Regions from separate parts of the Mus musculus genome. Here region 1 is linked to region 2. The links are chromatin loops, found by intact Hi-C in ENCODE. Cell type or tissue: gastrocnemius. All regions are shown on one strand. Links, peaks and the distances in the headings refer to the core of each region. The heading gives the core; the rest is flanking DNA.

Region 1 (4,376 bases), core at 319-4,318, 55 kb after region 2:
GTGGAGTCTGGAGTCTAGATGGCTCAGATAGCATGCAAGAGACTATGCAGGCCACCATCCAGGTCCCTGTTCAGGTATTGACTGGGAGATGAGGAAGGAATAAATAGAACTGCTTGTAATCTTCCTCTTACCAAAATTGTAACCTGTCATCCAGCAAGAAGATGGTCCAGAAGATGACCCACAACTGGTTGGAATCACTGCCCGTAACATTCCAAGAGGAGCCCAGCTAGCTGCTGAGAACCTGGGCATCAGCCTGGCCAGCTTGCTGCTCAACAAAGGAGCCAAGAACATCCTGGATGTTGCACGGCAGCTTAATGATGTGCGCTAACTGGTCTGTAGGGCACAGGAACCCTGGCTGCCACTCCACTGCCTACTTCTGGCTTCCAAGTGCCCTGTGCTCCATCCCTAGGGATGTGATTATCCCAGGAAATTGAACCACGGGGTTGTTGAGACTTCCACTTTGGAAGATATGCCTCACCTTGGGGCCTCCATATCTGCCTTTCCCTCAGTAGTTGGGGGCTTCATCTCTTTAGAGAAAGTCCATGCCAATCTTTGAATGTAACCAATACCACTAATAAACCAGTTTAGAATGTGGTTCTTCTGATAGAGTTGGGGAAGATATGAATAAACCCAAAGCCCTTTTAAACTTGAATTGAGTCTGAGACCTTTCTGTTGTAAAACACGCTGTGATTTGCCTCATGTTCTCAAAAAAAAAAAAAAAAAAAAAAAAAAAAAAAAATCAGCCTTCAATTCCTACAGCCTGTCTTCAGTCAACGGGATCTTCGTGGATTACATAGCCTTTCCCACTCCCACGGCCTGCAGAAAGGGAAGTCCCATTCTCTCCCAAGATGTGCCAGGCACATGGCTCTACCACGGAGCTATATGTCCAGCCCTGGGACTACAGCATTCAACATTAAACCACTTTTTTAAAAAAACAAAACCAAACGATCCTTTAATAAAATTAGCCCATTAAATCTCCCCACTTAAGGTTCTAAACTTGTAATAGCTGCAAAAGTTCCAGTTCAGAAGCCAGAGGCTCAGTCCAGACAGGGATTCACCGGCTTGTGCTGGTATCTAGGTGTTTGGGTTGTAGTTGAGTCGCTGGGGAAGAGGGGATGGATGGCTAGGCCCGGCTGCCAGTCGCCTGCGGCAGGTATAGAACTCTTGTCCACAGGCCGGTAAGCGTCTCTCTGACCCTTGCCGGGAGGTATTCCTAGAGAAACTGGGTTCACATTACAACCATTTTTGGCCCCGCCACACCACACTGGCCTACGAATGGCGACAGGGTCAACTGGTATGAGGCCAGCAACGGTGACACCGAAGGAAACAATGTGATCCATTTCTCCTCCTCTAAGCCCGGCAATCAAGTCACTTTTCAAAGGTCCAGGCGAGGGCTAAGCACCAAGCTGAAGCAAAGACGCCGGGGCTGTAGCTGCGGAGGGACTAACCTTCAAGCCCACCGCGGCCGGACGTCTGAGCGAGGGGCCGAGACTCCGGGAAGGCGCCGCAGCCTCTCCGCACGGAGCCGTCGTCCACAACCGAGAACGGCGAAGCGATGTCACGAGCTCCGGGATGGGCAGGTGCCGCGGCGCCCGCGTCCTCCGTGGCAGAACCGGAGGCCGTGCGGGGTAAGGGGAAGAGTGGCGCGAGGGCGGGGAGGGGAGAGGAGGGAAAGAGAAAGGATGGGGACGCGGCAAGCCGCCGCAGCCCGAAGTGGCTCAGCTCTTTCTGTGAGGGAGGTGGTGGCCCTTAAAAGGGCCTTTGTGGAGGTGTGGGGAGGGCTGGGCGGCCTCGGCGCGGGCCCCCTCAGTACTCCTGAGAGGCCTGCGAGGCCTTCTTGCCGACCGCCGGCGCCTTGGGCCCCACGGTGGCGCTGCTCTTCTTGGGCAGCAGCACGGCCTGGATGTTGGGCAGGACGCCGCCCTGCGCGATGGTCACGCCGCCCAGCAGCTTGTTGAGCTCCTCGTCGTTGCGGATGGCCAGCTGCAGGTGGCGCGGGATGATGCGCGTCTTCTTGTTGTCGCGGGCCGCGTTGCCCGCCAGCTCCAGGATCTCGGCAGTGAGGTACTCGAGCACCGCTGCCAGGTACACCGGCGCGCCTGCGCCCACGCGCTCGGCGTAGTGGCCTTTCCGCAGCAGCCGGTGTACGCGGCCTACAGGGAACTGAAGGCCGGCGCGTGAAGAGCGCGACTTGGCCTTGGCGCGGGCCTTGCCGCCGGTCTTGCCGCGTCCGGACATAGTGTACGAGGTAGAAGAGCTGCGAACAACGCTGAGAGACCACGAACTACCAACCGCCGCAGTCAACGGTCGCCTGGCCGGCCAAGCCCGGCCTTATAAACTCCCTGGACACGCCCCCGCTTCCTCCTGATTGGTTCCTTTTTTAATACCCACCTCTGGTTGGTTGCAATTAACCCTTCGGTGACGCGCCTTAGCTGAGAGAACGCGCCCAGTGATTGGTCCAATTTGAAAACCTTTTACCCGGGGAAGAAGACAAGGCGGAGTGGCCGCAAGCCGGAGGCTGCTCACCCCTGGAAATGGCCAATCCGTGTAGAGCGCGCGAAATTTAAACGCTACGGCGCGACAACAAAACCTGAAGACTAGAAGGGTGGAGCTTGGAGCTACCTCTACAGTTTCTGGGAAATTTGAGTCGGTCTTTGGTCTTAAAGGAAAAGGGTCTACACTATAAGCAGCGTTCTCCTTCCAGGTTAGAGCACTTCCCACTCCCTCCTCTAATCTGGTAGACGGAGGGTTTATTTGTTCATTATTATTTTTAGGTTTGTTTGTTTGTTTTTCGAGACAGGGTTTCTCTGTGTAGCCCTGGCTGTCCTGGAACTCACTCTGTAGACCAGGCTGGCCTTGAATTCAGAGATCCGCCTGCCTCTGCCTCCCAAGCCTGAGGATTAAAGGCGTGCGCCACCACCATCTGGCTTTTGTTTGTTTGAGACAGGGTTTCTCTGAGTAGCCCTGCCTGTCCTGGAACTCAGAGATCAGCCTGCCTCTGCCTCCCTAGTGCAGATTAAAGGGAGGGAGGGTTTAAAAGAAACGAAATGAAACCTCCTAGGAGTTTAATCCTATGCCAGAAAATGGAGCACTGTGATCTTTTATGCTATCACAAGTTTGTGCTGCGATATTTATTCAACATGTTCTGTCTGGTCTTAGTTTGTGACAGGCCTTTTTTGCAAGAAAGGGTCTGATGGAACAGAGATCGGTATCCTATTGGGAAAGGTACCCGGTCTAACCCTTCCAATCTATCCTAAAATGCCTATATAAAAAATAAATATACCAGACTTGGCATATAGTTCAGTGGTAGAGCAGTTAAGTATAAGGAAGCCCCGGTGTTCACTCCTGAAGCACCACGAAGGTTAAAAAGGACAGAGGGAGGGGATGCTACACTAGAGGAACAAGTAAAAGGCAGTCCTTTATTGTCACCGTTCTGAGCACATGGCCCTGCCTCTACGCTTCCCAATCACAACACTTCATTTGATAGTCAAATGTGAGGTCACCTTGGAGTATGTAGCCCTAACTCTAGCCCTAGCCCAGGTTCTCTCTCAAGGCTCAGGTGAATTCCTTTAGAGTTAGCGCTCTGAAAGCTGAGCTACGAATATTTGCATAATAGAGGCTACAAGCCCACCTGGTGAGGCTGCAGATGGGACAGAAAGGGAGGGCAAGGCAAGATGAAAGCCCTAGGCAAAGTCCAACTAGCGGACTTCAAGTCCAGCAAGGTGTCCATCCAGGATATCAGTAGTCACAGATGGCAGAAGCTGAGAACAAAAGTGTCAGCGAGGCCTGGACCAGAGGGTCATCTCGGACCAGACAGAGGCTGGTCCTGGCTGAGGTCCAATGGAGACTGTGAGGTAAAGGGCAGCTGTCAGGGAGCTCAGACATCATAGAAGAGTCGGACGAGTTGGTAACGAATGGAGAAGGTGGCGGCGCTGCTTAGGACCTGGGAGAAGTGGACTGGAATTAGAAGCAAGGCCAACCAGAGATGTAAACGCCATGGCATTACTAAGCCCCACCCTGAGCTGTACCTGCAGGAGCAGCAGGAGCAGGGTGAGGTTTCTCTCATGTATAGGCCCAAAGACTTTAAGTAGCAAGTTGATGAGGGTCATGTTGTTACACTCAGTGAAGGCACCGTCCTCACTCTCACCTTGGTGAACTGTCACTAACCGGAGGTTCTCTGCTACCTGCAGGGACCAGAGGTGAAGATGACTTCAGTTATGCAGATCTACTTCACGAATAGGGATCTTCTTGATGTTCCCAAACTCCCCTTGGGCCTGAAAAGGCCTAGGTTTCTCTTTTCCCAAGTTAAGGATGGCGGCCTCGGGCCTTACCTCCTGTTACCTTGTTACCTTTAAAATAAAGGTGCCCAGGAAAGA
Region 2 (4,301 bases), core at 302-4,301:
GTGAGAGGGTGAGGTTGGGGTAGAAAAGACAAAACGACTGACATCAGGTTTGCTTTGCCCCTGCACTGGGGTGGCCCTAGCTCCGGCTACAGGTGCAATACTGGAGGACAGGCACTCTAGGCATGGTTATAGCAGGCAAGGGCCTCTCCTTCCTAGCGAAGTACACTGTCAAGTTGAACCCTGACCCCTCGTCTTTACCCACAAAGCTTGCCTGAGAGTGAGGTGGCATTTTTACATTCACTCCATGGTCTCTCCGTCCCCCAGGGTCTTGGGAAAGGGGCTCACAGTAGATAGCACATTTTTGGTCAGCCCAGGGGGAAGGAGGAAAGAGCATGAAGGGGTAGGTGTCACAGGAACTGGGGCTGACAAGGATGTCGAGTGCCTGCAGTATACTTGCATCCTTGCCAGCCACTCTCCGGACCTGTACTGTCCTGGGTCCAACAACCCATTCAGGGCTACAGGGCTTTCCCTTCTTGCCTGCTCCCCGCTTACTCCAGCCACCAGGGGTCGCATGAACCATGAGAGCATATTTACTCTATAGACAGTCCAGATGAAAGTCTTTGGGCAAGAAGACCATAGTCCTGTCTGCACAGGGAAGGAAAGGACAGAAGAGCCAAGGAGGAAGGACAAGGGAAGAGAAGACACAGAAGAGAAAAGAGGCACTCAGAAACCAAGTGGGACTGAGGCTCTGTAGACACTGGCCCAAACAGGACACTGATTTTGTGGAAGAGGAAAAGATGAAAGGATGCTGTGAAGACTGGCCACTTTCCAGTGACCCATAACATCCTTCCCACTACCAGGTCTCCAACAACTACTGGCAGCCATTCTCTCACTTACCCACAGGCAAAGAATTAAGACATAATAGTGATTTTTCCCAAACACAGGGCCAGAGAGTAGGAGACCAGAGGGTGGGGCTGGGGACAGAACTAGAGCCGGTTTCACCCATAGAGCTACTCTAGGACTGAGCAGCCACCTCCTGTCCCAGCTGAGAGAAGGAACTTGAGCCCCTGAGGGACCAACCCCCACTCCAACCCTGATGTATAATAAATAGAGGTGGTAGGAGAAGGGGCTGGAGCCAAGTCGGAAGGCAGGAGCTGGGGTTATAGTTCATCGTTCTTTGAAGGCCGCTTCTGTCCTGCTGACTGCTCTTCCTGTTCAGGTCCTGTTGGAGGGGGAGGGGAGGAGAATAGCAGTGTAAGGCTCAACAGCCTCTTCTTTCCCTCCAACCCTAACAAGCTGCCAATGCCCCAGGCTCCTCTCTTACCAGCTCCAGGACCTCCTAATTCCAGAGGCTCCGAGTCTGCTGGTTCCGTACCTGCATTTTAGAAGGAAAAGGCCAGTCACTAAACAAGTGAGACCTACAAATCCAGTGGTACACATAGAAGATGTGTGAGCCACATCTGGGGTGTCTCCCTTTTTTCTTTTTTAAATTTTTATTTAATGTTTATGGGTGTTGTGCTTGCACATATGCCTGTGCACTATATATGTGCCTTGGGAGGCCAGAATAGGGAATCAGGTCCTCTGGAACTGGAGTTACAGACAGTTGTGAGCCATCAGCTACAAGCTGAAAACAGAAACTGACTTCACTGAAGAGGAGCCGGAACTCTTAAGCATTGAGTCATCTCTCCAGACCTTTCTCCCACAAATTTTTACATTTCTCTGGTCTAGGGCTATAGAAAGAAACAGTCAGAAAGAAAAGAAAGAAAGAAAGAAAGAAAGAAAGAAAGAAAGAAAGAAAGAAAGAAAAGGAAGGAAGAAAGAAAAAAAGAATATATAAGCCAGGTGTGGTAGTGTATGCCTTTATACCAGCCCTTGAGAGGCAGAGTCAGGTGAATCTATTGAGTTCAAGGCCAGCCTGGTCTACAAAGCAAGTTCCAGGTCAATCAGGATTACACACAGAGAAGCCCTATCTCAAAAAACAAAAACAAAACAACAACAAAAAAGTATATGTTTTGCCCATGCATGTGGAGGCCAGAGGTTGATGCAGGGTTTCTTCCTCGTTGCTTGCTTGCTTTCTTCCCCGCCCCCCCCCCCGCCCCGAGACAGGGTTTCTCTGTATAGCCCCAGCTGTCCTGGAACTCACTTTGTAGACAAGACCTGCCTCTGCCTCCCAAGTGCTGGGATTAAAGGTGTGCGCCATCACACCCGGCTCGTTGCTTACTTTCTTATATATTTGGGGAAGGTCTCTCACTTGAATCTGGAGTTGGTACTTCATCTAGATAAGCTAACACACCTGCTTTAGCCACCTTTCTCTTCCACCTGGCATAGTAAATGGGCAGCCTGGCTGCATGGCATTTACAAGGGTGCTGGGGATCTCAACTCTTAGCCTCACACTGTGCAATTAAGCACTTACCACTGAGCCATCTCCCCAGCCTGTCTTTGCCCTTGTTTTTTTTCCAAAGAAAACGCAATGCTTCTAAAAACTAAAGGCCACCACATTCACCGACCTGAAATAGAGCATACTTGCCAATTTGCCTGCCCCTAGACTAATGAAATGTCTCATTCCCCAGGTCCCCAACTCACCAGTCTCTTCTTTGTCAGGTTCTAAAATGGGTTTCGCCTCTTCAGTCTGGCCTAGAGGGAAACCAAAAGTTAGATGCAGTCCTACGAGAGAGAGGCAGGTGGCGCTCTGACTGCTCACAGGACCAATCGTTGCTCCAGCCAAGCATCTCTCCTCACCTGCAGGTGGAATGACCTTCTCCTCTTGGTCACCAGCACTGGCATTGAGGGGAGGTTCTGCCCGGGTGCCATTCTTGTCTTTGGGCCGTGGCCGTGGCTTGGTAAACTTGGCCTTATTGAGTAGATACTGTACCTCCCGGTCCAGGGCCATCATTTTGGCCTCAATGTCTTTTGAAAGCAGCACAGGCTTCTCTGTGGCAGGAAGCTTGGCTTGTTCGGCCAGAGTTGCATTCTTCCAGGCCTGGGGATGAAGCCAGAAGACTCAGAACTAGCCCTGGATGTGGCAGCTTCACTCTCATCATCCCAGGGTACCAGCTAAAGTGTCCAGTTACAAATGACAAGAGCTTACCCAGGTGTCATTGATGACTTTCTCTAATGTCGTCATCTCCACTTCAGTGAAGACCTGGTCCATCTCCGGGATGAGCCGGGCACCCCTAGGAGCCAAAGAGGAAAAGATCAGCCTAGGGCAGATGAGAAGCTGGCAGAAAGGAGAACCATGGTCTCAGCAGGACTACACAAAGAAGGAAGGGAGCAAAGAACACTCACTTGAGGAAAATGCTGGAATGGTTGAGGAGATTATCCAGAGCTGAAAGCCGCTCTGGCCATTTCCTGCGTTCTTCCACCCGAAAAAACAGCCCTTGGCACAGCTTTCTCAGCTCAGCCAGCTTGTCCTTCAGCATCTGACGGACATGAGGAGGAAGAGGAGGGCTGAAGTGCAGCAGGAGCATCCTGGACCCAGCCCTGCATCTTGCTTCATCCTGACACCCCAGCTCTTCTCACTCTGGCCCTGGAAGCGGGGGTGGGATGAGGGGCTGGGGACACGGGCAGCACTCCCATCTGCCTGCCACATCTCAGAAGGCTCCTCACCACAGTGGTGGCTCCAAATCCCTCATCCTCCAGCCAGGTAGAAGTGGCGCTGAGTTTCCCCGAGATCTCCTCCCGCTGTTCCTCAGTGGACACTTCCTGGTACTCAGGCTGGTACAGCTTGTCCTGTCAAGGACACCAATCCATGCAGGCAGCAGTCTTTGGGGCAAGGGTCAGAGCCACATGTCCCTAAGTGGAAGCTCTGGGGAGGCAGGGCATGCTTGCTGCCCTTGCCTGCTCACCTGGGTCTCAAAGATGAAAGCCTCCAAGCTGTTGGCAGCTTTCTCCCTCTCCTGCTTCTCTAGGTCGCGCAGGGTCAGTTCTTCAAGTCTGTGGGATGAGAAGGTAGGAAGAGGTGAGGCTGGAACTGGGGGCCTTCCAGGATCACCTTTCCACACCCGGCTCATCTTCCACACGGCCAGCACTTACTTCTGCACAGAACGGGCCAGCTCATCCTCTGGCAAGTCAGGCAGGTCCAAGACAGCCAGCTCCACACCTATCTCCTCCACCATTTTCTGCTTCCGGGCAGGTTTCGGCTTTTTGTCCTCCTCAGGAGCTGGAGCAGCACCCTCAGGCCCTGCTTGCCCCTTCTCATTGGGCTTCTGGTAGAAAGAGCAGTGATGTAATAAGGAAAACCATTAGCTGTCTCCTCCTCTAAAGGCATGAAGGAAGCGGCTTGCTTCCCCTCAGTGTCAGCCCGTGGACTCTACCCTCTTCCCCTGCAGGCAGCTCACCTGGGCCTCAGGCTTGTCCCCACT

The links. Peaks named below come from ENCODE experiments on the same cell type or tissue, not always from the same donor. Only the 100,000 strongest peaks of a DNase experiment are listed, where the experiment ranks them.
Region 1: it touches region 2 in a loop (2.3-fold over the local background); 9 of 42 quality-filtered maps call a loop at or near these places.

What each region holds. Positions count from the first base shown.
Region 1 is chr9:44,332,624-44,336,999 of GRCm38, reverse strand. Dpagt1 (dolichyl-phosphate (UDP-N-acetylglucosamine) acetylglucosaminephosphotransferase 1 (GlcNAc-1-P transferase)) reads right to left here. Exons shown (of 9, transcript NM_007875.3): 7 at 4,350-4,376; 8 at 4,029-4,184; 9 at 3,105-3,943. The coding sequence ends at 3,878. H2ax (H2A.X variant histone) reads right to left here and starts at 2,285. Exons shown (of 1, transcript NM_010436.2): 1 at 923-2,285. The coding sequence starts at 2,238. The coding sequence ends at 1,807. Hmbs (hydroxymethylbilane synthase) reads left to right here. Exons shown (of 14, transcript NM_001110251.1): 13 at 1-74; 14 at 155-652. The coding sequence ends at 328. In gastrocnemius, for the core only: a CTCF peak has its summit at 1,868; DNase peaks (open chromatin) are centred at 1,949, 2,403, 2,883 and 3,823; H3K4me3 peaks cover 2,153 bases; H3K27ac peaks cover 1,671 bases.
Region 2 is chr9:44,387,850-44,392,150 of GRCm38, reverse strand. Hyou1 (hypoxia up-regulated 1) reads right to left here. Exons shown (of 26, transcript NM_021395.4): 17 at 4,278-4,301; 18 at 3,973-4,145; 19 at 3,786-3,873; 20 at 3,547-3,669; 21 at 3,226-3,359; 22 at 3,029-3,113; 23 at 2,680-2,920; 24 at 2,524-2,574; 25 at 1,265-1,315; 26 at 1-1,162. The coding sequence ends at 1,101. Among named protein-coding and RNA genes, the nearest start is that of Gm26306, 5.9 kb to the left of the region's middle. In gastrocnemius, for the core only: CTCF peaks have their summits at 490 (motif pointing right) and 2,620; DNase peaks (open chromatin) are centred at 502 and 2,649; H3K27ac peaks cover 163 bases.